2 separate regions of the Homo sapiens genome follow, and region 1 is linked to region 2. A link is a loop called in an ENCODE intact Hi-C map of the cell type or tissue named here. Cell type or tissue: ascending aorta. All regions are shown on one strand. Each heading gives the region's core, and the rest is flanking DNA. Links, peaks and the distances in the headings are about the cores only.

Region 1 (5,384 bases), core at 229-5,228, 56 kb before region 2:
AGACCTTGTTCTAGATCAGGATTTTTCAGCCTTGGTGCTGTTACTGTTTGGGGTTGGATAGTTCTTTGTTGTTGGGTCTGCCCTGGCCATTGAAGGATGCTTAGTAGCATCCCTGGCCTTTACCCAATAAATGGTAGAAGCATAGCACCTTCCCCCAATTGTGACAACCCAGGTGTCTCCAGACATTGCAGGATGTCCTCTGGGAGCAAAATTGCCCCTGGTTGAGAACCAGCATTCTAGATACATGACATATGGTATGACATGTGGTATATGCAAAAAGCATGAACTGCAGAGTCACATTCTTGTCTTCATTTCTTCATTCATTTTATTTAACTAATTAATTTTTTTGAGACAGAGTCTCACTTTGTCACTCAGGCTGGAGTACAGTGGCACCATCTCAGCTCACTGCAACCTCCGCCTCCTGGGCTCGAAGGATCCTCCCACCTCAGCCTTCTGAGTAGCTGGGACTACAGGGCCATGCCACCACACCTGGCTAATTTTTGTATTTTCAGTAGGGACGAGGTTTTTCCATGTTGCACAGGCTGGTCTCAGACTCCCAGACTCAAGTGATCTGCCCACCTCAGCTTCCCAAAGTGCTGGGCCTATGGCTTAGCTGAGCCACCATGCTCAGCTCGTTCATTTTATTTATTGAGCCTTTGCAACATGCCATGAACTGTGCTAGGTTATGGGGATACAAAGATGAGTAAGGCATGGTTTTTGCCTTAAATAGAAGACTCTAGTAATGGAGAAAAACTCATATATAGATAAATTACCAATCAATGTGGTAAATGTAACAAAATAGACATGATAACAGGCTTGGGTAGAGAGTTCCTAACCCAGCTGGGCAGTAGAAGCTGGAGGCGTCAAGAAAAGCTTTCTCGAGTTGTCTGGCCTGAACTGAGTCTTAGATAAGTGGGTAGAGGAGGTGAGGACACTGAAGCAGAGGCATAATTCAGTGTTGCAGTTAACGTCGAAGTGTAAGATAAGACACAGGTGAAAAAGCCTGGTGTGTGTTGAGTGTTGGGAAGGGAACGTTAAAAGTCTGCCGAGGTAGACAGGTGACCTTGTCTGGCATTCTGAGAGTTTGTACTTTATTCTAAGAGGTGGGGAGCCATTGAGAGCCTTCAAGTAAGGAAGTGACATGTTTTTGTTTAAACCAGTTGTTTTGGCAACCTCTACTGGCTGGACTCAAGGGATCCTCCCACCTCAGCCTCCCAAGTAGCTGGGACTACAGGTGTGTGCCAACATGCCCAGCTAATTTTTGTATTTTTTTTGTAGAGATGGGGTTTCACCATGTTGCCCAGGCTGCCATGCAGAAAATGGATTAAAGGAGCACAAGAGTGAAAGCAGGGAGACAATTTAGATTTGCCAAGAGGTGATGAGGGCTTGACCTAGGGCAATGGGAAATAGGGGACAGGATTTGGGAAATATTTTGGAGATAAAACAGTATGATTTAGTGACTCTTTTGATACAGGAGATGAGGAGGAGGGGGAGGGTTCAAGGATGATTGCCTCTCACAGTTGGGGTGCCACCATCATTGCCTATCCTATAGGAAATATATAGTGATGGTAATTATTGTATTATGCTATTATATTAACTTATTATCCTCAGTTTGCAAATGATAAAATTAAGGCTCAAAGGAGAAAGTTGCTTAGCCCAAAGTCACACAGCTATTGAGTAGAGAAGCCAGGATTTGAGATCTATTTGACTATCTGACTTCCAGCCTATCATACTATGTGGCTCTGGCTAAGTATGGATTAAAGTGGTGAAAATGAATCATTCAGAAAGTAGTCAGCTTGGTTACTGCTGGCCTTTATGCTTGGCCAGTGCTCAGTATTTGTTGAAGAAAGGAATGATTTTAATGAAAATTATACTAATATATTTACATATCATTTTCATGTATTTCAAATTAGAATGCATGAGGGGAAAAATAAATAGCTTATCCAATATTATATGCAAATATCCCCCACCTGAGCTGCAGCTTTAGTCTCTTCTCAGGTTCCTGCAGCTACAAGTGAAGTCCTGAGGTCCCCTAGTCCATTGTTCTGCCTCTTTGTTTAATCACTCACCATGTTCTCTTTAGACACAGTGCTAAGGACACAGGTATAGCAAATACTTGTTAAATGATTCAGTCATTTATACATTTTTAGCATCACCATTACATTCTGGGCCAATAAGAGGACCTTCAGTCCTATTGTCATTTCTATCCAAAAATATTAAATGTGACCACGACCAAGAAAGACTGTTGGGCAGGAAAAAAGGGAAAAATGTCACTGGGCTAAAAGTGGAAAGTTATGGATATTGTTAAGATAAACACAAAGAAATTCCTGTGTTCTTTTCTCTAGGGTTGCTCACTTAACCTTTCCGTCTCCAAGTCCAGACTTCAAAGCTCCAAGAAAAAACAAGATACAACACTGTAGGATTAGCTGCCCAATTTACTTATATTTTAAGAAAGTGTCCAAAAAGGCCAGTTAAGCCTGTCTGACAGCAGTGACAGGTCTCATCGTCAGAAATTTCAAGAATGATTATAGCCTGTGACCTGTGATGGCTCCAAAGGCCATAGGAATTGCCAGGGGATGTCACTGGCATTTATCTCTCAGGATCACCTTCCTTCTCTCTGCTGGGGGAGTCAGTTCTGGACCTGGATGGAAAAGGATTCCCAGTACCCAGTTACATAGCTGCTTACATCTGTTATCTGTGCATGTGAGGTTTTATACTAGACCGGAAAATAGAGAGACAGTCACAGTTTTGTATTCATGAAATTAGAGACTCGTGGAGACCATTCTGCTGTGGCCTGTTCTTACCCTGCTGTATCAGAGATTCCTTGGTCTGGAGTCAGGGACTCAGGCATGGTGAGGGCGCCAGGAGAGCTGGCAGGGAGTTCCTCATTTCTTATTCCTGCTGCTCCTGCTTCATTTCCAACTATAAGGAAACTCATGGAAGTATTTTTAGTGTATTTGTGGTACCAGAGCCCCTCACCATTCCCAAGACAAGGCTTGACTTTCCATCCCATAGTATAAGCAGAGTCTTGTACTACGGTTCCTCTTAGGAATTACTGCTGGGCAGTAGGTTATTAATAGTAACAGTTCACACCCAGTCCAATTTAAAAGAAACAGATTGTTCCTTTAAAAAATCTTCTCTGAATTTAAATTACAGGTATTTATAATATTTCTCCACTTCTTACCTAGACACTGGATATTCCTCCAGGTTAAATGCCCTTGGACTATATTTTTCTTTGCCTGCTGGATTTTATTCACTCTTTATATCTCAGTGTCATAGGCCCTTTCTAACCCTCACTGAGTTGCATGGCACCTGGAAAAAGCCCTTCTTACTCGACTGTAATATAATTGTCCATGAAAGACCTCAACATTTCTTTGGGAGCAGAGATGGTTTGCATTTATTGTAGTATCTCCAATAAGGCACATGCAGTGGGATGTCAAAGAAGGCTTGAACTGAATAGGAGCACATCCTAACTTGCAGGCCAGTAGACGTGGATCTGTACCAATGTCTGTCTCTTACCAGCTGCATAATGGAAACATTACTTACTCTTGCTGAACCCACATGAAAAATGGAAATAATCATCTTACCTTCAAGAGTTGTGAAAAATCAAACAAGTTCCTGGCAGAAAGTAGGTGCTGAATAAATACACATATTCACCAGGCACAGTTGCTCATGCCTGTAATCCCAGCACTTTGGGAGGCTGAGGTGGGTGGATCACCTGAGGTCAGGAGTTCGAGACCAGCCTGGCCGACATAGTGAAACCACCATCTCTACTACTAAAAATACAAAAAATTAGATGGGCGTGGTGGCAGGTGCCTGTAATCCCAGCTACTCAGAGGGCTGAGGCAGGAGAATTGCTTGAACCCAAGAGATGAAGGTTGCAGTGAGCCGAGATCATGCCATTGAACTCCAGCCTGGGCAACAAGAGCGAAACTCTCTCTCTCTCTCTCTCTCGCTCTCTCTCTCTCTATATATATATATACACATATTCATTTGATCATTATACTAGGTTGAGGATTTAAGTTCTTTCCAAAACATTTATGTAAGGCCGTTGATAGATGGTGAGAAGTCTTAATCTAAGTATCAACGTATTTTCTAAAATAATTTTGAACATTGTGAGAGGCAGAGTGAAAGAAACACAGTATTTGAAGTCAAAAGACTTGGTTTGATTCATTTTGTGACTTTTCCTCCTGGTAAATGACATATACACTCATTTATAGCCATTCATGATGTTCAAAGCTATTTGCCTTAACTTGTCCCTGAATATGCCTGCTCATTACTAGCGCTAACATTTTTAAATGGAATATCTGTTACTCATTTATAATTGCTTTCTTTTGGTTCAAAGTGTGCTCTGCTCTCCTAATGTTCCCAAATAGTGAGGGTGCTGCTGTTTGGGGGTGGGGGGGTCCCCTTGGAGTTTAGATTCTGTTTCTGTGGTGCAACAGTGACATCCATTGACCTGTTATGCTAATTATAGAAGAAACCTGCTTCTCTGCTCTGTGACTGTTGGATTTTCTGATATAAAGATACAAAGAGAACAAACTGTCTCCGGGCCCAAGTAAGACAAGCTAGTGGTCAACACCTGGTCCCCTGCAGACTGGGCTGGTTTCAGGACCCTTCCCAAGGATACATATTCTAAGATCAGTGCCAGCTGGGTGTTCCCTTCTGGTCAAGTGGAGACAGTCCTAGAACTGGTCCTCTCCATGGAGTTCAGCACGTTCATTGGGCTGTTGGGAAACCATTGGTTTGGGCTCCAGCATAAGCCAGGGCAAATCACTTTGCCTCTGGACTTTTCCACATTGATAAAATGAAGTCGATAGCAATACCTGCTTTGTAGTTACCAAAGTGCTCTTCCATGCATTTTATAATAACTTCCCACAATCCCACAACAATTGTGAAAATTAGGAAAGCACAGATCAGATCTGCTTAGCATCCACCGACTGTGAGGATGTGAAGCTGAACACCAAATTACAGGGTTTCAAACCTCAAGCCTTGGTGACTTATGTTTGCTACCTTAGTTGGAATTAATGAAATCATTACAGAAATTCCTGCTTCATTTCTGGAAGAGCCCTCAGGGGAGGTTCTAAAAATGGAAAATCAAAGGAAAGGCTATGTGGCTGGATGTGAGAGATTGAGCAATGAGTCAGTATCTTTAAGTAGAAAAAGATTTACATTGCTGGTTTCCATCTCCATAAAGAACATAACAGGAAATAGCAAGACTAAAAATATTTATTTTTGCCTAGTATGTGTCAGATACTCTGTTAAGCATTAAGAATGGAGGATAAACTAGACAAACTGTTTCATACCATCCAGAACCTCACTGTCAAGTGAGCAATACAGAGCAGGAACAGTGAACTATATATAATAGTGTGGTAAATGTTACA
Region 2 (5,384 bases), core at 52-5,051:
TAACTAAGGTAAACATGAAAACTTGAGCTTAGAAATGGAAACTCCCTGTTGGCCTCCTGGCCATCTTCCCCATGCTGTAGAATAAAAAGAGATCCTTTCATTTGCCTTAGGATTTAGGAAAGAAAGCTCTTTCACTTCCGTTCTGTGTTCCAGGAAATAGAAGGCCAGATGGACGGGGCTTATTCTTAACAGCTGTTCAGTAATCCCTTCCCCTCTCAGCCATGGCCTGTGCAGAGGAGGCACGGCCTCATTTGTACCTTCTCCAGATTCTGTTTATGGGCCCACCAGTCAGATCTCAGAGGCTTAGAAAAATCCTTGAAGACAGAAATTGAAAATAAACCACTGGTTCCCCACAAACAGAGATGATGACAAAACTTCAAAGCCTGATGCAGGGGACAGTCTGATGAGACATCAAGAGCACAGTCAGGATGCTTAGAAATTCATGACCTGTCACTGTCCTAAGGAGAAGAAATGTTCCTGTTCCCATGGCGGAACACATTGGCCATGTAGGGCTTAAAATTTTTCTCTGACTCCCTGGGAGTATGGAGGAAGAGAGTTATGGGAATGGTGTTAGGGACTGGGGGTGGGAGGGTGGATTTAAATGGACACACAAAAGGCTTGCCTCCCAGTGCAGTGGAATCTAAACAATCTGAAATAGCTCAAGCTCAAGAGTTGGCATGTGCTTCTGAGCTGCCACCCACTGAACAGAGCAAGGCCTGTTACACTTGGAGATCCCGCTCCTTAAAGAGAACTTGAGAAGTGAGGTGGCAGAGGCTTGGTTTCAAACCACCTCGTTTGACAGTTTGCTTCAGTGAATCCAGTTTTTCCCTTATTACCAAAACCAAATTACAGGGGAGTTTGTCTTTATAACAGTTAATATAACTTTCTTCCTTTTTGCTTAGAAAATCTGGGTTTTCTGAGATTGGGAAATAATGCTTTATTGCTTCAGAGGAACATGGATAAAAAAGGAAGACACGACACTCAGTAGTGGATTCGCCTTCGTAGGGCAGAGAACTTTGTTAGGTGCAGGCTTAGAACCCTGCACTTAGCTGTGCTGCTTTGCTCTGGCTCCGGGGTTCGTTTTCATGTGCTTTTTCGGTTTTTAAGATTCATTTGTGCTCCTGTCCATGAACACCATCATGCTCAGCTTCTTCTTTTCCTATTGTTGACAGAGATGTGTGCACAGACCCAGGCCATGCAGATACTGGTGCCTCTAACTTCGTCAGCCCAGAACACCTCACCTCTGGCCCCCAGCACAGGAAAGCAGCGTGGTCAGGAGGGGTTAAACTTCGGCTGAAGCACAGGTAAGACGCACGGAAGTTGGTGCTGGCAGTTCGGAAAAAGAACCCAGTCCAAAAAGCCACTCAGCTGCTGGGAGAGGAGTCGGGGGCAAGGATGGTCAGGATACAGGCTGTTGAGAGAGAGGTAAGAGGCAGAACAAGGAGGCGAGATAGAAGCTCAGAGTTTAGAAGGATACTGATCTTATTAATGGTAGTTTACGCACAAGGTTCTAAAGAACTGTAAAGTTCCTGGGAGGTCATTCCAGGGTCCCACAAATAGTTTGATTCAAATATCATTTCAAAAATACATTTATAATTATTTGTAAAACTACAATTTAAAACATCAAAAGTGATACACTTATGTTTTATACCTTGGAAATGATCAGTGTGCCAAATTGTACAGCAAGACTAATTCATCTTTGAACTAATCTTCATTTAAAATTTCTCGGAGGAATGTCCCAAGATTCCAACGTAAGCCTAACAAAGATTTGTAGCTACTTACCCATGTGGGTCAGATTTTGAGAGTGAATGAACCTGAGTGCTTCCCATGTGCTAGGTGTCCTGGCTTTGCACGGGCTATCTCATTAAATTCTCACACCAGCCCTGTGAGGTTTGCTCTTGTAGAATAGCATTCAGCTAGGAGGCAGTGGATTCAAATTCAGCCTCTACACCAATGCCTCAGCATCAGCACAACAGTGCCTACTTCATAGGACAACTGTAGGATTCAACGAGATACGGTATTCAAAGCACTCAGCACACAGCCCACTCAGAACAAAAAATAAATGTTAGGTGGTGGTATAATGCTGTGTGAATATAATTATCCTCATCATTCTCATCATTATCACAAAAGTCTGTATGATATCATGAATGGTAGTATGATACGGGGAGTAAGATGGGGTTTGTGCAGTGTCAGACTACCTAAAATTCAAGCCTAGATTCTGCCACTTACCATAGACCCTCAGACTTGTTATAGAAGCTCTCTCTACTTCCAACTGTAAAATAAGTTTAATAACTGATCCGCCTCCTAGGGATGCTGAAAGGACTGAAAGAGCCGATACATGTCAAGCACTAGGGCTGTGCCTACTATGTCATGAGTGCAACAAATGTTATCATAGTAACCAATTATCTTGATTTCAGTTTGGGAAGTTCTTTCATATAGACATGTCGACTTGCATTATAAATAAGTAGGCTGGGCTCAGTGGCTCATGCCTGTAAGCCCAGAGATTCAAGACCAGCCTGGGCAAAATGGCAAAACCCTGTCTCTACAAAAAATATAAAAATTAGCTGGGCATACTGGCACACACCTGTGGTCCCAAGTACTCTGGAGGCTGAGGTGGGAGGATTGCTTGAACCTGGGAGGTCGAGGCTACAGTGAGCCATGATTGAGTCACTGCGCTCTAGCCTGGGAGACAGAGCTTCAAACAAACAATATAATTTGGATTTATGCAAATCCATATTGGTATCTTTAGACTATCCATGTTCAATAATACACAAATATACATAAAAGAAATAATGTTATATAATAAAACAACACTTGTATTGGGGTGTTTAAGGTTCTTTGTTAGATTTCATTTGAAAAAAAAAAAAAGATTTAAAAGAAGTTTAAACATACCAAAGGTCTAGGGAGGCCAACTGGCTGGTGTCTGAGAGTCAGGCCAAGAACAGGGTGAGATTCGCCAAGACCTCTGACTCAAGAGATCCAGCCAGCAAGGTTGCTCCCAGAGACATCCTAAGAAGCAGAAGCTCCGAGGTTATCACTCTTTCCTTTAGCCTGCTAGGATCTTTAAAATATAGAGAATCAAAATTTTCTCTTTAACAAGGAGGTGTCCACAGGGCCCGATAGGCTAATCTAATGTCAGTGCCAAAGCTCAAGGCCAGAAAGTAGTAGTTAGGGAGTTTCTGCTCCAGCCTGGAAAGAAAATGATCAAGACCTGAACTAAATCAATGGTGATGGGACAAGAGATGAGACAGATTTGAGATAAATTTAGGGAGGCAGAATAAATAGCAGATGAGGGTAGGATAAAGGAGAGAAAAACTAAAGAGTGACTGCTGAGTTGCTGGTATGAGGCACTTGGGGATATCTGCAGGGCCATTAGGACAGGGAAGGCAGGAATCACAGAAACTGACTGGGGGTTAAGAATATCAGCAGTAGAATCACATAGACCTGGGTTTGAGCTAGAAACAATTAAAATATTTTATAAAACAATCCCTGAAAGTTGAGTGGAACAAACAAATGTATATCTACTTACTATCTTAAACATAAATAAATCATATTTATAACAAGCTGGGATTGTCCTCATCAGTGTGGTCAAAGCTGGCCGATGGCGCTATGTCTGTATGGAGAACATAAGCGACAAGCAATTTCCTTTGTAAAAAGTCATGAGCTAGATGGTGCAGACATCACTCCTGCTCTTGGCTGGAATTTTTACTCTTCATACACTAAGAATTTTACATGTATGTGTCATATCTCTACAAATACAGTCACGTATTGCTTAATGACAGGGATACATTCTGAGCAATGTGTCATTAAGCGATTTTATTGTTGCTGAACATACTAGAGTGCACTTACACAAACCTAGATGGTGTGACCTACACACCTGGGCCATTTGGTGTAGCCTAGACTATGGTGTAGCTCTTAGACTATGAACCTGGACAGCATGTTGCTGTACTGAATTCTGTAGGCAATTGTCACACAATGGTAAGGATTTGCTTGTCTAAACAGACAAAAATACAATGTAAAAGATAAAAAGGATACACCTACATAGGGCACTCACCATGAAGGGAGCCTGCAGGAATGGCAGTTGCTCTGGGAGAGTCAGCGAGTGAGTGGTGAGTGAACGTGAAGGCCGGTACTGTGCACTGCTTTACTGTACACTGAGGCTACGCCAAATTTATTTAAAATTTTTTCTTCTATAATTAACGTTAGCTTACTGTAACTTTATAAACTTTTAAACTTTTAAAAATATTTGACTCTTTTGTATTAACACTTAGTTTAGAACACAGACACATTGTATAGCTATACAAATATTTTCTTTTTTATATCCTTATCCTAAAAGCTTTTTTTCATTGAATTTTTTTTTCTTTTAAACATTTTTGTTAAAAACTGAGACACAAACACACACTCTAGCCTAGGCCAAACAGAGCAGGATCATCAATACCACTGGCTTCTACCTTTATGTCTTGTCCCTCTGGAAGGTCTGCAGGGGCAGTGCATGGAGCTGAGCTCTCCTGGATAACACTGCCTTATTCAGGAACACCTCCTGTAGAACCTGCCTGAGGCTATTTCACAGTTAGCTTCTTTTTTTAATAAGTGGGAATACAGAATAAAATAATGATTAAAAGTATAATATAGTAAATACATAAGCCAGTAACACACATTTATTATAAAGTATTATGTACTGTACATGATTGTATGTACTGTACTTTTAGAGGACTGGCAAGTGCAGTAGGTTTATGCCAGCATCAAAACCACGTGAGTGATGGCTACAGCTTCACCAGGCGATAGGAATTTTTCAGCTCCATTATAATCTTATGGAACCACCGTCATAATGTGCACTCCATTGTTGGCTGAAATGTCATTATGTGGCACATGACTGTAAATTGTAAGCCCTATGTTAGTGTACCTCCTAATTTTCCTGTCCCCCAAGAAGTCTCTCTGCAACCCAACTGTTACTGATATGGGACTAACCTAGGAAATCAGAGTCATTCTCATCTAGTTACGCTCAGATCCTACATCCTGTTTGTTTTGCTTTTTACTTTTTTGTTTTGAAATCATTGTAGACTCACAGAAAAGTTGTAAAAATAGTACAGAGATTTCCTGTATACCTGTCACCCAGCTTTCTCTAATGTTAACACCCTTTATAACCGTAGTACAAATATCAAAACTAAGAAATCAGCACTGGTGTAATACTATTAGCTAACAGACTTAACTTTATATAAACTATAAACTTTACTCAGATCTCACCATTCTTTCCCATTAATGTCCTGTTTCTGTTCTAGGATCCCACATTGTGTTCCCTTAGCCTCCTCTGATCTGTGATATTTCCTCAGTCTTTCCTTGGCTTTTGTGACCTTGACACTTTTGAAGAGCTCTGGGCAGATATT

Evidence for each region. Peaks named below come from ENCODE experiments on the same cell type or tissue, not always from the same donor. Only the 100,000 strongest peaks of a DNase experiment are listed, where the experiment ranks them.
Region 1: it touches region 2 in a loop (3-fold over the local background); 5 of 110 quality-filtered maps call a loop at or near these places.

The regions. Positions count from the first base shown.
Region 1 is chr4:76,653,236-76,658,619 of GRCh38, forward strand. The region is part of intron 2 of SHROOM3 (shroom family member 3); the gene reads left to right. Among named protein-coding and RNA genes, the nearest start is that of MIR548AH, 80 kb to the left of the region's middle. In ascending aorta, for the core only: no CTCF peak of the experiment used is centred there; a DNase peak (open chromatin) is centred at 2,860; H3K27ac peaks cover 5,000 bases.
Region 2 is chr4:76,708,984-76,714,367 of GRCh38, forward strand. SHROOM3 (shroom family member 3) reads left to right here. Exons shown (of 11, transcript NM_020859.4): 3 at 1,173-1,304. It overlaps SHROOM3-AS1 (SHROOM3 antisense RNA 1), which reads right to left. Exons shown (of 3, transcript NR_187405.1): 3 at 923-1,411. Among named protein-coding and RNA genes, the nearest start is that of SHROOM3-AS1, 91 kb to the right of the region's middle. In ascending aorta, for the core only: no CTCF peak of the experiment used is centred there; no DNase peak of the experiment used is centred there; H3K4me3 peaks cover 548 bases; H3K27ac peaks cover 2,999 bases.